Regions from separate parts of the Homo sapiens genome. Here region 1 is linked to region 2. The links are chromatin loops, found by intact Hi-C in ENCODE. Cell type or tissue: PC-9. All regions are shown on one strand.

Evidence for each region. Hi-C counts contacts between places; a loop is a spot of excess contacts. Peaks named below come from ENCODE experiments on the same cell type or tissue, not always from the same donor. Only the 100,000 strongest peaks of a DNase experiment are listed, where the experiment ranks them.
Region 1: it touches region 2 in a loop (5-fold over the local background); 15 of 110 quality-filtered maps call a loop at or near these places.

What each region holds. Positions count from the first base shown.
Region 1 is chr3:119,828,762-119,833,761 of GRCh38, reverse strand. All of the region lies in intron 10 of GSK3B (glycogen synthase kinase 3 beta), which reads left to right. Among named protein-coding and RNA genes, the nearest start is that of NR1I2, 49 kb to the right of the region's middle. In PC-9, a CTCF peak has its summit at 2,595; no DNase peak of the experiment used is centred here.
Region 2 is chr3:120,180,084-120,185,083 of GRCh38, reverse strand. It overlaps GPR156 (G protein-coupled receptor 156), which reads left to right. Exons shown (of 10, transcript NM_153002.3): 8 at 3,723-3,959. It overlaps LOC105374065 (a long non-coding RNA gene), which reads right to left. Exons shown (of 3, transcript XR_924392.3): 2 at 1,496-1,574. Among named protein-coding and RNA genes, the nearest start is that of GSK3B-DT, 87 kb to the right of the region's middle. In PC-9, a CTCF peak has its summit at 1,992 (motif pointing right); a DNase peak (open chromatin) is centred at 1,993; H3K27ac peaks cover 705 bases.

The DNA of each region.
Region 1 (5,000 bases), 350 kb after region 2:
ATTGCGCCACTGCACTCCAGCCTAGGTGACAGAGTGAGACCCTGTCTAAAAAAAAAAAAAAAAAAAAAAAACAACCTAATGTTTCCAAGTGTACTTATAAAGTGCATGTAAAACACAAAAAGGCTCATTTGATTTGTCTAAAATATGTTATTTTACTAATATGCCAACAATATAAATAGTAAAATGTTTAATAATTTTGTAGCTGAGAACTTGAAATGTGTTGAGAGCAAATAAGGAACTGAATTTTAATCTTTAACGTCAATTACTTTAAATAAATAGCCTTATGTAGTTAGCAGCTACTATATTAGAGAATATAAATAGAACATTTCTGTGGTTGCTGCTGGGCCAGATAGTGAGCATTTCAATAAATCAGAAGAATTTAATTTTTTATAGACACACAGATCTAGAATACTAATTCATGGTGGCAGGGCCTTTGGAACCCTGTCTCCTATGTTTATTTTCTGTCTTCTCCTCCCAACCCATTTCCTTGTTTTCTACTCTCTTTTTATTTAAATCCTTTGGCAGTAGGTGTAAATGGAGACCTTCCATTCACTCTCCTTCCTGTTCCTCATTTGCACCTTTGATCAACCACATTTGGGACAGGGAGTATGGACAGGACCATTTGTGGGCGGGGGGTGGGGGGATGCAGACAGCAAGGAATCAAGGCAAGAAATTCTGCGTTTATGACTTGAACATTTGGGTGGGGCAGTTTCCTCAGTATTGAGACAGTTGACCATTAATCCATGACTCCATTATCTAGCCAACTCTTACAGATCTCTTGAGAATCTGAAAAAAACAAACAAACAAAACAAAAAATGCTGTAGATCCTGTCCTATAAAAAGAAATTATGATACCAGATATAGAATTTTACATATGAAAATTTACTCCAGGACAAAAATCACAGCCTCATGGACTCTTTTGGGAACCTGATACTTAAGGGTTCTACCCTTGGTTTCACTGTGGGACTGCCTAAGTTGTGTTTTACCTCTTATGTCACACAGAATAAAATTGGTTTTAATACATGTGCCAATTTGCTTTGCAGCATCTGGTACAAAGCCATAGAGCCATAGACTTTTCAGAAAACAATTGATTCCTGAGAAAACAATTCTGGAAAAAAGAATTAAATCTAATATAATCCTTTTTTGTCTTGTACAGTTTCTTAGAAGCACACCTAATTGTGTAGGGAGATTTTGTCAGCGATTCCCTCATTGGCTTGTGAGTGCAACCCCTAAATGGCATTTAAGTTCTTCGACATATACATGTGTGTTATCTATTTCTGCATATTAGTTTACCCCCCCAACATTTAGCTATTTAAAACAAGAGTAAACATTATCTCACATAGTTTCTATGGGTCAGGAATTTAGAAGCAGCTTAGCTAGGTGGTTCTGGGTCAGAGTCTCATGACATAGTCAAAACATTAGCCAGGGATGCAGTCGTCTGATGACTTGCCTGGAGGCAGAAGCTCTGCTTCCACAGTGGCTCTCATTCATGTGGTTATCAAATATGTGCTGCCTGTATGCAGGAAGCCTCAGTCACTCAATAAGTGGCCCTCTCCATAGTGCTACTTAAGTATCTCACATCATTGCAGCTGGCTTCCCCTAGACTAAGTAATTCAAGAAAGAAGGCAATGCAGAAGCCACAGTATCTTTTATGTCCTAGCCTTGGAAGTCACACACCATTATTTCTGGAATATCCTATTAGTTACACAGGTCAGTCCTATTCAGTGTGGGAATGGACTGCATTAGGCATGGATACCAAGAGGCATGAATCATTGGGGTCATCTTGGAAAGTAGCTACCACAGTGTGTAGGGATGATTTTGTACCTTCCTTTCCTTCCCCACAAAGCTGATTGTTCTATTTCCTCTTAAGTCCATCCTTGGTTTGGGGGCATTTTTTTGTTTACTTGTTTTTCCATAGTAGCATTAGACAGGTGATAATGGGCATTGGTTTATAGGAAGCTTCAAAGTCAGTGAAATGTCAGTTCTGTAGTTGTTTGCAGAGCACTTATATCTCTGTACACCCCATACTGAAAATAAAGTAACTGTGCTCTTAATCTTAATTTTTCTTATCATAAACTCACTCTTCTCTTATTTTTTTTTTTTTTTGAGACGGAGTCTCGCTCTGTTGCCCAGGCTGGAGTGCAGTGGCATGATTTCGGCTCATTGCAACCTCTGCCTCCCAGGTTCACGCCATTCTCCTGCCTCAGCCTCCCGAATAGCTGGGACTACAGGCGCCCGCCACTATGCCCAGCTAATTTTTGGTATTTTTAGTAGAGTCAGGGTTTCACCGTGTTAGCCAGGATGGTCTCTATCTCCTGACTTTGTGATCCGCCCACCTCGGCCTCCCAAAGTGCTGGGATTACAGTCATGAGCCACCGCGCCCGGCCCACTCTTCTCTTTTAATGTAAAGTCTCTTACAGATAATAGAAATGTGCCTGTAGAAATCACAGTGATTTTATTGAGGTTAGTTCTAAATGAAAGTCATCTTAATCTCTTTTCTTCTTTTGCTAGGAAATCTTTTCTGCTGCCACCTACTGCCCATAAGATGGATTATTCTCCTCCCTTGTGCTCTGTGTTCCACTCCCCTACTTGTTAGCTATATGGTCTTGGGCACATTCCTTAATCTATTTGTGCTTCCTTTCTCCTATTTGCAAAACAGAGGTAACAGTTGTACCTATTTCTCAGATTTGCTGTGTGAGCTAAATGACATGACTGCAAAATACTTAGTGTGGTGTCTGGCATATTGGTAAGCAGTATGCTGTCACTAGTATTTACTTTGGTGATGATGTTGGTTATTGCAGTCACACTAGATTATAAATATATGTATTTTTAGATGTCTCTTTTACCTTCCCATCTATTGAACAATTGCTGTATGCCAGATACTGTGCTAAGCACTTCATAGGCCTCATTTCATAGGTGGGTGGTATTACTACCATTTTACCAATGAGGAAATGAGAGATAGATTAAATAACGTGTTCCAAAATCACACAGCTATTAAGTTGTACAAGTAGGCTTCATACTCAATAAATGTTTATAGAGTTGGTTTAGTTTTAAGAAAGATGTATCAGTGTGAAGTTCAGAAGAGCATCTCTGGTTGAAAACAAGAGACTAGAGTGGGTTAATGATCCATAGTCAGATCATTTATAATGAAAATGATCTTAGCCTCTCTTTTAAACCATAATGCCATTTAGCGTCACTTTACCAGTGCATATGTAACGGGAAGGGAATGTAAGGAGAAGTAAAATGAACTTTGCTGTTTTTATGTTGTGGAGTCACTATTTAAATGTTTGAGAAGAAAAGTTACAGAAATTACACTAAACTAAATCCAATGACAATTTATCGGAATTTTAAATTAATAAACATTTTAATAGAAAGCTCATTAATTCAGATTCCATTGTGTAAAATAAATTTACAGAGTGATGGTGGGAACAAAATAAGCATGTGCCAAGATTTGTTTCTTGAGTTATTTCTAAAAAGGTGGTAATCTGTGTTGTCTTGTTTCCTGATCTTGAACTAGTTTCTTCCCAGCCACCAAGAGGTCAGCTCCTCCTACTTTACCTGGCCCAGGGGCCAGTCCATCTTTATGATGGGATTGTAGAGATTATGAAATGTAACTTTACTCAGTCAGTAAGCTGGGTGGTCTTTTAAACCTACTATTGAGTATTGAATTTATAGAACTTTGCCTTTTTTTGTTTTACTTTTTCCCTCTCTGTACTTTGTCTTCCTCTGAAAAAGAGAACTCTGTTCTTCTCAGCAAGGACATGTGTGATTTGATTTTAAGTGGAGCTCATTGCATCAGGCAAAAGTTTTTTTGATGAATGTCTGTAGGACTGTGACTTTCGATATCAAAGATATTTATAATCAAAATAATTAGCGTTAAAATTATGTTCATTAAGTGATTTGAAAATAATTCAAGAGAAAAATATGAGATCATTACAGGTCTGAAGAGCATGGGTGTCTATCAAATTTTATTGTTCAGAAAGTGAATTTGTTTCTGGTTTTATGCTCACTTAAAAGGCTTGTGCTTTTTACTGTGATCATGCAAGCAGTCGTTGAATTTATCCAAGAAAGAGGAGACTGGTTTTGGCAATGTCACAAGCTCACAGGCTGTAGTCAGTGAAAGGACATCTGCACATTAATGCCAAATAGGATTTTGCTAAAGAGCAAATTAACATAAATGGGCTGGTGGCCATGTAGATGAGGTAAAACTGATGTCAGCCAGTGTAGTTAATGGCTGCCGTGGCCAGAGCTGCTCTCTCCATGTTGGCATGGGTGCTGATGTAGTGGTCAAACAGATAGATAAATTTCTGATGATCAGTGCCTCCCATAAGTCCTGGGGAAGACCAGAATGACAGTTCTACCTGTTATCTTCCCATACTGAAAATGAGAAGGAAATGCTGTTGGATGATGGTCATGCATAGGTTCTGAGTGTCATCAGAGCATGTGACATGCTGCAATAAGCATGGGTTTGTGGTGTTCCAGGTTTTCTCTGGATTTTTTTTTTAATGCAGCCTGTGCATGAATCATGAAAATGAACATTTTATCTGAGAAAGGCTTGGAGGAATCTGTGGTCTAGACAGGAATTGATGTTAGGTTATTGATGCACAGAATGTGGATGATCATTAAGGGTAAAACTTCTTTAAACAGGGCATATCTAAGGAAGGTCAGGAGTCACGAATGAAGTGTTAGCATAGTTCCTCAGTGATTGTTAGAAAAGGTGGTCAGCCTGGCTTTGGAGAGTAGGTTCTGTGTCATATACCCTTTCCTGCCACCTGTTCATTTGCCATACTGATGAATTAATATGACCCCATTACATGGGCTATATGAACCTAATGTGTGGATTCTGATGCCATAATATCTTCACTTGTGTACATGACAACAAGATTAGAAGCAGCTTTAGCTATTTTGAAGGAAATTAAATGAATTAAACCTAATCATTCACATTAAGAGATATTCACATTCCTTCCCCAAAGGCTGTGCTAAATGTATATAAGGGCAGCT
Region 2 (5,000 bases):
CCCCAAATCATCTGGAATTCACCCACTGTTTCTCCTATTTATTGGTCTGGTTTCTTAATTGATTTGACAATACCAGTTTTCCCTTCATCTTCCCTGCAAGAGGAATTATGAGGAGAAATTTGACCCAGCTTTATTTGTTCTCCTAAGTGCCCTTATTATGTCTCTTGTGTTTTCTTCAAGATTTGGGCGAAGGTGTCCTGGTGCCTTTCACCCACCTGACTTTCTCCCTCTGGTTGGAAGCAAGACTGGCTCTGAGACAGATGGCAGCATTCACAGGGCCCTTTGAGGGGTTCCACCTGTCTCACAGTGTCTCCCATACTGCCCCAAATCTCTCACCATTAGACTCATTTGTCTCTGTTAGATGGGCAAAAGTAGAATATTATTTCCAGAAGGTAGAGGATACCTGCATGGAGCACTGAGGATGGTCCTCAGAACAGGACAGCTGGTTTTCAGCTTAGGGAGACAGAGAACTGGTGCTGAGGGGTACAGGGCAGTCCTGATTCCATAAACAAGCAAGTCCTGCCTGACAGCAGACTACCTGTTGACTATCAGGGCAGAGAGTTCTGGTTGACTGATTACTGGCAGAGGAAAAGGAGGAGTTTTTGTAGAAATAAGTACCCTTTAAGGGTAAACTCTGGCCGGGCACAGTGGCTCACACCTGTAATCCCAGCACTTTGGGAGGCTGAGGTGGGTGGATCACTTAAGGTCAGGAGTTCGAGACCAGCCTGGCCAAACATGGTGAAACTCTGCCTCTACTAAAAATATAGAAATTAGCTGGGTGTGGTGGTATGCACCTATAATCCCAGCTACTTGGGAGGCTTGAGGCAGGAGAATCACTTGAACCTGGGAGGCAGAGGTTACAGTGAGCCAAGATTGCGCCACTGCACTCCATCCTGGGCAACAGAGCGAGACTCTATCTCAATAAAAAAAAAAAGGGGGGGTAAACTTTACCCACTTCACCACTAAGAAAGTATTAGAAGTTGTTGCTTGTGAGGAACAGGTTTAGGGGTAGGCCAGACTAGGGCAGGGAAACATTCCTTTTTAACTATGTGCAAATATTACTTTGACAGAAATATTTTTTAAAAGAAGACTCTAGGAAGTGAACAGCTCTTGATCTCCAGAATCTTGCTAATGGTTAAAAAAGGAGCTTTAGTTGTGACAGATCAGGGTTTGAATCTGACTCCGCCCCTGGCTAGCCAACCCTGAGCCTCATTTAACCTCTCTGAGCCTCAGTTTCCAAATTTTAAAATGCGGATGATGATAATATCCCCTCAGAACTGTTCTGTCTCTAAAGAGTTAATGCATGTTAAGAGTTTTCAGCCGCTCCTGGTCCATAGCAAGAGCTCAATAAATGTTAGATATTATTATTACTATTCTTCCACTGCCCCCTAGACACTTCTGGAAAATACATTGCCTCTGTTGGTTCCTTGAGTCCCTGTAGAAGAGTGTGTCCTCCCTAGCCCAGAAAGCCAGCACTTCCCCCATAGCTACTTACTTTGTGACTCAATTTGATTTATTTTCTCCATTGCCTTTTATATACTCTCATTTCCATTCTATTTTACTGTAATATCTTTCTGTAGGAAAAAGAAGGAAAAGGATGGAGCATCAGGAAACTTACTGAGCCAGACCCCATAGACTCCCTGGTCAGTGAGAAGCTCCTCAGGAGGACCCCAATCTCCACATTGAGTCCTAGGACCCCTGCTCTCTGTCAACTGCCCCCTACCCCACACTTCTCAGCAGTTAAGGCCAGTGATATGCAAGGATCAAATATGACTCACTCAGACACCAGCCAGGAATGTATAGACACTTGATTCACACCCATTTCCCCTTTAACAAGAATTTTAATGGAATTAAAAACTTTTAGTGGAATCATATCTGAACATTTCAAAATCACAGAATTAATTTCATTTGCCTTTTATTAAATTAGCAATGATCCAACTCTGCTGAATACCACCTGATGGCGTCAGTTACCCAAAAGTTGGGCTTCCCTGGTCTCCTGACTTATGTGTCCTCTAGTCATTGAAGATCTCAGGGTGGCCACATTTGGCCTTCAGGCCCCATTTGGGACACTGGGCATTAGGGGAACCTGGAAGGTATCTCTTCCATGCTGACTCCTTCCCTTCTGGCACAGCCAGTTCTCCAAAATATGTTCTTTAGTGTCACCCATGAAGGTGGAGTTGACCACGTCATATGATTTGAGGGTCACCAGCAGGTGTCCTGCTGATACCTGACTTTATTTTCATTATTAGTTCTCCCTCTGAATCCCACAGTCCCACCCCCACCTCGTCTCCCATGGCATCTTCACGTTCTGAGTCATCAACATGAACATTTTTAGGCTGGGCGCAGTGGCTCATGCCGGTAATCCCAGCACTTTGGGAGGCTAAGGCGGTTGGATCACCTGAGGTCAGGAGTTTGAGACCAGCCTGACCAACATGGTGAAACCCCATCTCTACTAAAAATACAAAATTAGCTCAGCATGGTGGCACAAGCCTGTAATCCCAGCTACTCGGGGGCTGAGACAGGAGAATCGCTTGAACCCGGGAGACGGAGGTTGCAGTGAGCAGAGATCATGCCATTGCACTTCAGCCTGGGCAACAAGAGCGAAACTCCATCTCAAAAAAAAAAAAAAAGAAGATTTTTGTGCTTACCTTAAATCTACCTACCAGACCAAGTGTTAAAAGCCAGGACCATGACTTCTTTGTGTCACTATTTTCTGCCCTACACGTACTATGGCACTGCACACATAGTCAGAAAGGTGAACCTAATTGAATCTATGTGTTATGTATTATTGACTAAAGCTTTGATTTCTGTATGAATGCAGCTCCTGTGGAGGGGGCAGCACTTTAAGGTGCTATGAGTTATTTTCTCCTTAGTACAAATGACAACTCTGAGAGCAGGTTTATATTCATAGGAAAGAGAACAGAATAGGGCCCTGGGTTCCTTGTAGGGGAGCAAGAAATGTCACAAAAAGGGTGAGAACTATAGATGGAGCTTTCGCTGTCTGTGCCTGCCCCACAGTCTTGCCTGGGTCCCAGCCTGCCTTTGTTCTCCCCTTTTTTTACCCTTCATCTCCCATAAACACTCACTGGCATGGAGCCGCTGCTAGCCTGTAGAGATCCTTTGTGTAAATTTTTTGAAGGCCCATCCCTTCTAGTCAGATGCAGTCTTGCAGGTGCAAGGCTTGGCAAGCAGATGGTGCCTTTGGGCAAATTAGAGAAAAGAGCCCCTTCCTATGGGCACTACCCTGGCTGTGGCACATGACTTGACAAGCAGATCAGAGGTCACTTTCAGCTTCCCTGTGCACCCTCAGCTTTGAGCAGGGCAACACCAGACAATGGCTGTGGTAGCACTCACTATCAGAGGTTCTGTGGGCCCACTGTCCTCCAAGTGCCCAACAGCTCTTTCTGTAGGGATACTAACCCACCCACATGATCCTGTCCTATGCCTTGTCTCAGAAGAGTCTTATTTAATGGCTGACTTGCTGACTTCTGATAAACTAATTCTCAGCAAAGGAGAGGAAAATAACATTTATTAAGTATCTAGTAGGTATAAGGGGCTGCCCTGAGGGTTTTCTTATGTGATATCTTAGTAAATCCTCATAGCAGTCCTTAAGGTAGGTATTATTATCCTAATTTTACAGATGAGGAAATTGGTTGCAAACCTACTGCTCATTGACCTCTTGTTCCACTTCTCTGAGCCTCCGTCACCTCTTCACCCCCCAGGGTCTGCTCCTGCTGTATGGTGCCTACCTGGCTGGCCTGACTGGCCATGTCAGCTCCCCTCCTGTGAATCAGTCCTTAACCATCATGGTGGGGGTCAACCTCCTTGTACTGGCTGCTGGGCTGCTTTTTGTAGTCACCAGATACTTGCATTCCTGGCCCAACCTGGTCTTTGGACTCACATCTGGAGGGATCTTTGTTTGTACAACTACAATCAACTGCTTCATCTTCATTCCCCAGGTATGGATTTTGCAGGGCTGGTCCTCTTAGTCACTCTAGAGTTTTTCACTGACAAATTGCTCATTTTGTTTTCTACTGATACCTTTCCATGCCACTTATTGGAGAGTCAGAAAGCAGACAGGGGATCCTAGTGAGCTGGTTGCCTTTGTCCTTTCTCACTGTCCTGGTCAGCAAGGGGGACAAGGCAGAGTGGTCCAAGCAGTGGTGGCAGCCCCTGTTTGCACTCTTCCACACCTGTGGTGCCTGTCCCTTGGGGGGGCTGCCTCGCAGTCCTGCTTTTCCATCCACCCTCTGGTCTGCTGCACTCGTTCCCCATCCTCCCCTCATTTCCATCATGTTATTACTATTTCTTTCACTAGCCTGGGAGCAAGGAACCTTTATATTTTTCCAATTGGGGATTGCAGACTCACAGGAAAAAATCCATTTAGATGGAACTTTATGATTTAAAGTGCTTTCTCTTTCTTTTTATTGGAGGAAAATACAGAACATTTCTCTGCTTTTTACAATAAGGAGAGGTAGAAACTAAATAAAAATATGTTTCATATTATGGGGATTTTAAAAAATCAAATGAGGGAGGAAGACAGAAGCAGAAATAGCCAGATAGCAAAGAAGAAAGGTAGTCAGAGGGAACAGAGAAGGAATCCTAGGCTCAGAAAGCAAGGGGATGTGGGATTGTTCATGCTACACCCTGGGGACCATCAAGCCACATATATCTAGGTTAATGAACTTGGCACTAGGTACTTTCTTGTTTCCCTCCTAGTTCTCCTTTTCTTCCCTCTGAGACCTCCCTCATCCCACTCCTCCTTCAAGACCCTGTCCTGATTCCCATTGCAACTTCCAGTTGACTGTAAACTAATTCCTCATGATGGAGCTAACTGATAATGTAAGTGTTGGCTGATGGCACGTTACAGTGTATTTGTGAAAGGGAAGAGTGCACTTTGGGTCATGATGGTATGACATGGGCATAGCCCTGTTACGATTCTTCTCTATCACAAATCCTCATTACAGTACTCAACAGAATACATAAATATGGAAAAATCT